2 separate regions of the Homo sapiens genome follow, and region 2 is linked to region 1. The links are chromatin contacts, found by Hi-C or POLR2A ChIA-PET in ENCODE. All regions are on one chromosome and are shown on one strand. The core of a region is the stretch at or near the end of the contact, and the rest is flanking DNA. Distances in the headings are between cores, read along the strand shown. Region 1 overlaps NKAIN1 (sodium/potassium transporting ATPase interacting 1). Region 2 holds the start of FABP3 (fatty acid binding protein 3).

Region 1 (4,352 bases), core at 1,254-3,753:
CACCTGTGGCTGGGAAATTGTTAATGTTCCTTCCAGCTCTGAAAATTCTGAGGCCCCTGTGAGTCCACACAAACCCCTTCCCATCTCAGTGACAAAAGAGTGAGGCCTGTGTGGTCATTAAGTGCCACCTGTTGGTCAAATATGGACTTGCAGGTGCAGGCTCCCTGAATCCCTTCACCGATCAATATAGTCTTCCTGGGCTGGGGGAGTAGCTCCCCCCTCCCTCTCCCTCACACTCAGTATCCCAGGCCCCTTTGCCCCCAGGACCGGGACTTCATCATGACCTTCAACACATCCCTGCACCGCTCCTGGTGGATGGAGAATGGGCCAGGCTGCCTGGTGACACCTGTTCTGAACTCCCGCCTGGCTCTGGAGGACCACCATGTCATCTCTGTCACTGGCTGCCTGCTTGACTACCCCTACATTGAAGCCCTCAGCAGCGCCCTGCAGATCTTCCTGGCAGTAAGTCCTTCTGTCCCCCACCCTACACACACTTCCCGATCCCTTTCTTTAGCTCTGGTTGAGGGGATGGGTTGGGCGCAGTGGCTCACGCCTGCAATCCCAGCACTTTGGGAGGCCATGGCTGGTGGATCACCTGAGGTCAGGAGTTCAAGACCAGACTGACCAACATGGAGAAACCCCGTCTCTACTAAAAATACAAAATTAGCCAGGCATAGTGGCACATGCCTGTAATCCCAGCTACTCAGGAGGCTGAGGGAGGAGAATTGCTTGAACCCAGGAGGTGGAGGTTGCGGTGAGCCAAGATTGCACCATTGTACTCTAGCCTGGGCAACAAGAGCGAAACTCCATAAAAAAAAAAAAAAAAAAAAAAAAAAAAAAAAGAGGGAATGAACCTAGGTCTTCCGCCTGTCTGTCCTTTTGTCTGGATCTGTTTCCATATCCTGTACCGTCTTCCCTCACCGCTGCCCCAGCCCCTGTGCAGAGTGAACAGGTTTAGTGAGTAGGATGAGGCATCAGACTATGAATCAATCCTGGGTTTAAGTGCTCAATACACCCACTATGTGACTTTGGACAAGTCACCTGCCTTCTCGGAGCTTGTTTCCTTATTCACAAAAAAGAATGACAATACCAGCCTCAGAGTTGTGAGAATAAGAAAGTGACCCCAGTGGGCGTGATGCCTCATGCCTGTGGACCCAGCTACTTGAGAGGTTGAGGCAGGAGGATCACTTGAGCCCAGGAGGTTGAAGCTGAAGTGAGCCATGATTGCAGCACTGCACTACAGCCTGGGTGACAGAGTGAGACCCTGTCTGAAAGAAAGAAGGAAAGGAAGGGAAGGGAAGGGAAGAAAAAAAAAAGAAAGAAAGAAACTCCAAGATAGGAGTAGTTCCTGTTTCTAGAAGGGCCAGCCCTGTCCTAGGCACTTTGTACCCACAAAGTCACATAATCCTCTTTCTTCTTAACAAGCCATAAGGTATTGCCCAAGTCCAAGTGGGAAAACTGAGGCTCAAAGAGGTAAAATGATTACTTGTCTCAAGTTACACTTTCAGAAGAGTTAGACCATGTATGTTTGACTTTAAGGTGAAAACATTTAATTGGAAGTTGTTACGGTTTGCCTTCATCCTGGCATGCCTCCTCCCTTGCCAGTCAGAGCGTACAGGGCCCGGCAGGGGGCGGAGGAAGAGGTTCCCACTCCTCCTTCCTCCCTGACGTGTCATCTCCACTCCCAGCTGTTCGGCTTCGTGTTCGCCTGCTACGTGAGCAAAGTGTTCCTGGAGGAGGAGGACAGCTGTGAGTAAGGCGCCCCTGGGGAAGTGGGGAATCTGGCCCTGCGCCTTCAGCACCCTGGACAGAGGCCTGTGACTGGCCCCGGCGGGAGGGAGCCCAGGGTCGGCCACGGGCCCCTTTCGAGGGGAAGAGGCGGCTGGTATGGAAGGCTCTGCATACCAGCCCGTTCCAGGCTGGGGTCCAGACGTCCAGGTGCCCAGTCCCTGGCCCCAGCACCCCCTTTCCCCAATCTCGCCCCACCCCATCAGAGGTCTTGTCCCGTTTAGAGGCTCTAGCCCCGCCCCTGAGAGCCTTCTCTCCCATAGGACTGCCCGGCCTCCCAGGCCCAAGCCTTAAGGACTGGGGCCTGACCCTCAGCTGGCCCGGCCTCGCCGCCTCCAGACCCCCAGAGGCCCATCCCTCAGGGTCCAGCCGAAGCCCCGCCCCAGGCCCTGCACGGGGTCTGACCCTCGCCCCTCCCCTCCTCATGGCTTCTCTGGCTCCGCTTCCTAGGGTGGGAGTCCTGCCCTCAGATTCTTCCCCTTCAGGACCCAGTCTCCCTCTCCTCGCCCCCGCCGCCGATCCCTAACATGCGCCGCCCCTCTTCCGCAGTTGACTTCATCGGCGGCTTTGACTCCTACGGATACCAGGCGCCCCAGAAGACGTCGCATTTACAGCTGCAGCCTCTGTACACGTGGGTCACGGCCCCCTGCTGGCTTGGGGAGGCCTGGGCGTCGGGGTTGCGAAAAGGAGGGGATGGAGGAGTGGGCAGGGCAACCGGGTCTCTCCGCCCCCATACTTTTGGGATCCACTCTCCCTAACCTGCCTTTGTTTCCCGCAGGTCGGGGTAGCCTCTGCCCCGCGCCCACCCCGGCGCCTCGCCCTGGGCTGACCGCAGCTGCCGCGAGCTCGGGCCAAGGCGCAGGCGTGTCCCCCTGGTGGCCCGCGCGCTCACTGCAGCCTGTGCCCAACCCCGCGTCTGCATCTGGAGATGCGGACTTGGACGTGGACTTGGACTTGGACTTGGATTTGAGCTTGGCTCTTCGCAGCCCGGACTTCGGAGGAGTGGGGCGGGGCGGGGGAGGGGCACCACGGGTTTTTTGTTTTTTGTTTGTTTGTTTTTAATCTCAGCCTTGGCGTGAGCTGGGGCCTTCCTCTCTTCTCCAGCCTCTCCCTTTCACTCTTCACCCAGCATCCTGCCCCCCTGTCCAAAAACAGCAGGACATCAGACCCATCCCATCCCACCACACTCACTCACCAGCTCTGGGGAAAGCTACTGTGAACTAGGAGCAGGATTCCTGGGTTCTAATCGCAGGTCCATCACTGACTGTGACGTCTAGCAAAGCCCTTGCCCTCTCTGAGCCTCGGTTTCCGCACCTCAAGTAATTAATCCCTTAGCAAATGGACTCTTTTAGACTTCTCATTTAACTCAATTCCCTGAGCTAGACTGGGATTAAAATTCTCATTTTGCAGTACATTAAAACTGAGGCCCAGAGATGTGATTTGCTTGAGGCCACACAGCTAGATTTTTGGTGGAAGTGGGCCTTGAACACAGTGTACTTTCTGCAGTTTCTGACTGTAAAACCCAGTGTCTGCTCTCTGAGTTCCATTTCCAAGCCCCCCTCCATCTTGGACCTATGTGGTCTCCACCATATTCACACACCACCACCACCACTTGCCAATGCCTCTCTTAAAGCAATATACCCATTCGTTCTCTTATTGGGAACTGGATGGATGAAGCCCCAAATTCAGCCCCACCCACAGAGAAGCCTTCCTACACTCAGCCTCTGTCCACCCTTGGCAAATCTTTCAAGCTCTCTCCTCCAGGAAAGTGGGGCCCCAACTCAGTCACTCCACCCCCTTCCAGGTCCCTGAGGCTGGTTCTACTGTATCCCCATCACCTCCACAACTCCACTCACCCCTGACGGCTCCATCCACCTCACCAGTTGGAAGGCTTGTGGTTTCAGAGAGGAGCAATGCTGGTCAGCGCTGCCCAGACTCCAGTGTTTACAGATCACCAGCATTTACAACCAATCCAATGGCCAGAAGCCTCCTCTAACAAGCCCAGAAGGAGTTCTGAAGGGGCAGATGGGGGTGTGAGTAGTCGGGGAGTCGGGATTGCCAGCACCCTCACCCTTCCTTGGGGGCAAGTAGAGGTGAGAACACTTTCCCCACCTCCCTCCACAGACACTCCTGAGGACGCTGCATCCCACGCACTGCCTGGTGCGTCCATAGAGAGAGGATCAGGTCTCAGCATTTCATCTGTGAAAGAGGCATGGCCCTGGGTTAGAAAGGAGGGCAGGAGACATGGAGGAACTGGGGGGCACCCAGATGGTGCAGATGGTTTGCACACCTGAGCCTGTCTGTGGTGACCATTCCGCTCCTCTCCCACTACCCTCCAATCTATCATTCCCTACTCTCTAAGGCCAAAATATCCTGAGCAAGGCTGGCAACCCCACCCCACCATCCCAAATGCAAGCAGCCAGGCCCAGGAGTTCCTCTGGCCCCCACAGGCATGGAGCTCCCAGCTGGTGGGTACAGCTTGAGAGGGGGGCAGCTCCCTCAGGCTAAGCTACTGCCCTTCACTGGGCCAGCCCTGCCTCCAGCCCTCACCTCTCTCACCCCAA
Region 2 (4,352 bases), core at 1,343-3,842, 190 kb before region 1:
AGGCAGAGGTTGCAGTGAGCTGAGATAACACCATTGCACTCCAGCCTGGGTGACAGAGTGCAAGACTCCATCTCCAAAAAAAAATCCCTTCATTTTAAAGATGAAACTGAAGCTGGCGTGGTGGCTCATGCCTGTAATCCCAGAACTTTAGGAGGTCCAGGTGGGCAGATCACCTGAGGTCAGGAGTTTAAGACCAGCCTGGCCAACATGGCGAAACCCCGTCTCTACTAAAAATACAAAAATTATCCAGATGTGGTGGCAGTTGCCTGTAATCCCAGCTACTTGGGAGGCTGAGGCAGGAGAATTGCTTGAACCCAGGAGGTGGAGGTTGCAGTGAGCCAAGATCACACCACTGCACTTCAGCCTGGGCAACGAGACTCCTTCTCAAAAAAAAAAAAAAAAAAATGGAGACTCAGAATGGCTTAAGTGAATTGCCCAAGGCCACACAGCTAGTACCCAACAAAATTCAGATCAGAACGCAGATCTGCCAGCAGCCATTAGCCCAGCCCCAGCTCTCCATCATTGCATTACAAGGGCCACATAAGGAGTCAGTTCTAGTTCCTGGCCACACAGTCCTTGAGAGGAGGCCCTATGTGTGAGGGCTGCGACCTTGAGTCAGAAATCATCTTTTCCCCCTCCTCCTCTCCTGGCACCTGTTCCAACAGTGAGATCACCAAGGCTCCATGCCCAGCCCTGAAGCCTGTCCCTATAGCTTTGGCAGAAATGAGCCTCTGAGTCTTCTGGCAACTGGACCGTCCAAAGGAATCAAGATCTTAGGGTGGGGAGAGGGCTCTTCCTCCCTGGCCTTGTTCTCAGAACAGTCCAGGGAAGGGAGGCAGGGTTTGCACATGGAGAAACAGAGTCCCAGGAAGGAGGGCCTGCCATACTCTACGCACGTGGCAGGCCTCTGGGCTCCTGTGTTGGCTCCTGCAGGCCCACCCTGGACAGGCTGCTGCTGGCTGAAATTCAGTTCGGCACTACTCCTTGGTGTGCAGGGCCTCCTGCCATCCCTCAGAAATTCATTTATACCTCACTTCCTTTGAGAAGTCTACATTGGGCCCTCAGGTCAGGACAGGACAGGACTCCCTTTAGAGGCACCACGCTAGTTTTATGTCTGGCTGCCCAGAGGTGAATGTGTGTCTTGTTCCCTGTTGTCTCTCTCCAAAGCAGGGCCTGGCACAAAGTAGGTGCTTTATTAACTGCTGAATTAATGAGTGAGCTCCTCAGAGCTTCAACTTGTTCACCTTTTTAAAAAGAGAAAATAATACAGTAACACCTACTTCATGGATTTTGCTTTAAAAGTCCAATGAGGCCAGGTGTGGTGGCGTGTGCCTATAGTCCCAGCTGCTGGGGAGGCTAAGGTAGGAGGATCCCCTGAGCCCCGGAGTTTGAGGCTGCAGTGAGCTATGATGGCGTCACAGTACTCCAGCCTGGGAGACACAGCGAGAGACTTTGTCTCTAAAAAATAATAATAAAATAAAAAGTTCAATGAAACAATACACCCAAAGCCCTCAGCATGCAATAAATAGCAAGACAAGGCAGGTCTTATTTTTACTGAAAGTGCTTAGTAAACTATACAGTGACAAACCACCGCACAACAGGCTCTCGAAAGGAGGCAGCAAATTACCCAAAAGTGCAGGCGGCTTGCTAGTGTGCACAGGCCAAAGAAAGGGCGGCAGGTGGGGAAGGCAGCCATGGGCCTTGAAGAGCTGACCGAATTGGCAGAATTTCTGCAGGAGGGGAGCTGGGAACGACCTGAGCTAAAGCTCGGAGCTGTGCGAAGAAACCGGAAAAGCCCAGAGCACTTGCAGGGGCGGGTGGGGAGCTAGATGGTGGGGTGGGGTGGGGACGGAGGAGGGCCAGCAGGAGACATTCCGCAGGGAGGGGCAAGCACGTGTGAGGCGGGCGGGGCGCGAAGGGTCAGGCTTTTGCTCAAAACAGGCAGAGGACAAGGTCAGCTCAGCCGCAGACCGAGCCGCTGGTGACTGTCTCCGCCACCAGGCAGTGAGAGTGAAGGGAGAGCGCGAGCTCTGAAGCCCGCTAGACTAAGCTTGCAATCTGAGCTCCATTCACCCCCTCCTATTTCTTGAGACCTTGTCAGTTCCCCTGTGAGCCTCGGACTCCTCACTTGTAAAACGAGGACAGATGCCCGTGCCAGAAGTCAACCAGAGCTTTCCCCGGCGTGGGCACCAGCCCAAGGGCGTTTTGCTTTTCTAGTCTCATCTCTGCTCTGACGCTAAGCTCAAAGAGGGACTGGGGGACGGGAAGATATCCACCATGGCATGCGCCCTAGCTCTCGGGCTGGTGTTGGCTGCTTCCTTCTCAGATTCCAGAGTGCCTAGAGGCCAGGAAAGGGAGAAGGTCCTACCAGCCTGGGGTAGGGACTCGGGGGCCAGGCACTGGCGCTGACGCAGGCTAGCAGGGCGCCACTGGCTGGTCCCCACCCACCTCGGTGGGTTGGGGGATGGGCGCACCAGCCCCTCCTGGGTGAGCCCTAGCCTGGGGCTTCCTATTTCGGGAGCCGGGGGCGTGGGCCACGTCTCCTCATGTGATGCGAGGGCTATTTAAAGCGGCAGCCCGGGCAGGGAGCCGCCGTCGGAGCCCTTGCACGCCTGCTCTCTTGTAGCTTCTCTCAGCCTAGCCCAGCATCACTATGGTGGACGCTTTCCTGGGCACCTGGAAGCTAGTGGACAGCAAGAATTTCGATGACTACATGAAGTCACTCGGTGAGCAAGCCGCGGGGCTCAGGATGTTGGCTTGGGGACTGGCTGGTGGCGTGCCTAGCCCCACGCAGCACTCCTGCCGCATCCCTCCTGGTTAAGACTGGGGAATAGGGGAGCGCGGAGATGGCAGCCTGGCCTAGAGCAGGTGGGGCCTGTTCAGAGGGGGCTTTGGTGGTCCAAATCTGGTTAGAGACCACGGTAGGGAGGTGGTGGAAGGAGGCAGCTGTGTGGGAGGCTCTTTCCAGGAAGAGGGATATGTGATTTGGAGGTAGGAGGAGGGTTTGGATAAAGAACACTGATCACAGGAAAGGGAGTGTAGCCAGGGGAGAAAAAGAACAGGGGCATGGGTAGTTTAGAAATTGGAGGAGACTGAACCCAGAAAGGGAATGGGGCAGCCAGGGAGTGTACAATGATGTAAACAAGTAGGAAATACCTAGGAGGAAAAAGATTAGTGGGGAAAAAACTGTGGATCAGTGAATCAGATATGAGAAGGACGTAAGACAGGAACCTGCAGTAAGCAGCAATCCCCATCTCTGCTTGGTTAGGGAAGAGAATTCTTGCTGGAGAATGCCCTTTCTCACCAGCCAGTCTGACCTTGTCCTGCAGTCTATGTATCCAGGCCTTCATCACTGTCTGTGAGCCTCGTGGTAGGGTGGGGCAAGAGGCCCATGATCAGCTGGGCCTTTCCTGCAACCCAAGGCTCACCTATCTGTGCGAGGGGTAGGCAGAGAAAGCCATTGGACTTCTGATGTGCAGTAGAGGGTCCCAAGGCAAGGTCAAGACCTGGGAGGGAGGATCACTGGTTTAGGAGGATGTGGAGAACTGCTGTGGTGTTGGGATGGAGAAGAATCAGGATTCAAAGAATCTCACAGGTGAGGAACTTGGAGATTCCCATACCATCTAGTTCAACAGGGAAACTGAAACCAGGAGAGTAGAAATGTATTATAACAATTCCACAGCAGAGCCAATATGAAAATCTAAGGTTTCTAGATCTGTAACCCAGAGCTCTTCCCACTACCCTACAGGCCCTGCGAGTGGGAAGAAAAGTAGAAACTGCTTAGCTAATGATTGACCTCAGCCCTTCTTCTACTGCTTTGGGCTTAGATGGAGAGGTCAAAGCTCTCAACGGCCTCTACCCTATCTTGGGCGCTATGCCCAGTAATTCTAGGCAGGCAGTCATTCTTAGAGGAGCAGCCCCCAGCCCCCACGAACACAGCCCAGCAGCTATTGGGAAGTTGGAATGCCCAGATTTAGTTCCTCCTTCCAAAGCTGGGCCAGAGCTGAGTCTTGAATTGAGCTGCAACAACTTTACCATTCTTGTTCCCTTATTCTGCCCCGAGTTGGGTCAGCGGGCTGGTCTCCCTGAAGTCCTGTTATCTTTCAGCAGCTTATGTTAAGGCAGCCAGCATTCTCATCGTAGGAATGGAAAGCCTGGGAAAATACCCTCCTCAGCTCTCAGTAAGTAGTGCTGGCTTCATTTCTAAGTAGAACCCAGATCTCCCTGAGTCTCCTAAATTCTGTCAGCTCAATATTCTTAGTTTCTCTTGGTTCAGACCCTCACTCATCCCGCAGTGGTTTCCTTTTCAAACACTCCATACCTCTGGGTAGATCCTAAGTGAACAGAGCTCC

What was found. A loop is a pair of places that touch in the nucleus more often than their neighbours do. ChIA-PET counts read pairs that join two places held with the same protein, here RNA polymerase II (POLR2A). Pooled maps may share reads with other maps.
Region 2: a pooled map shows a loop between it and region 1 (5-fold over the local background). The contact joins the promoter of FABP3 here to the enhancer-like site in region 1. A Hi-C loop is called at or near these places in 6 of 50 pooled maps. POLR2A ChIA-PET finds 5 or more read pairs at or near these places in 7 of 52 experiments (H1, HEK293, WTC11 and 2 more).

The regions. Positions count from the first base shown.
Region 1 is chr1:31,179,927-31,184,278 of GRCh38, reverse strand. NKAIN1 (sodium/potassium transporting ATPase interacting 1) reads left to right here. Exons shown (of 7, transcript NM_024522.3): 4 at 265-462; 5 at 1,689-1,749; 6 at 2,338-2,419; 7 at 2,567-4,352. The coding sequence ends at 2,576. Among named protein-coding and RNA genes, the nearest start is that of NKAIN1, 58 kb to the left of the region's middle. RefSeq lists an enhancer at 3-297 and a silencer at 2,416-2,665. Within about 2 kb of position 2,503, at least 2 of the 41 ENCODE cell types and tissues checked have a DNase peak (open chromatin) inside an H3K27ac peak, as active enhancers do.
Region 2 is chr1:31,371,316-31,375,667 of GRCh38, reverse strand. FABP3 (fatty acid binding protein 3) reads left to right here and starts at 2,592. Exons shown (of 4, transcript NM_004102.5): 1 at 2,592-2,726. The coding sequence starts at 2,654. LOC124903892 (a long non-coding RNA gene) reads right to left here and starts at 1,369. Exons shown (of 2, transcript XR_007065573.1): 1 at 1,281-1,369. RefSeq lists a silencer at 2,112-2,406.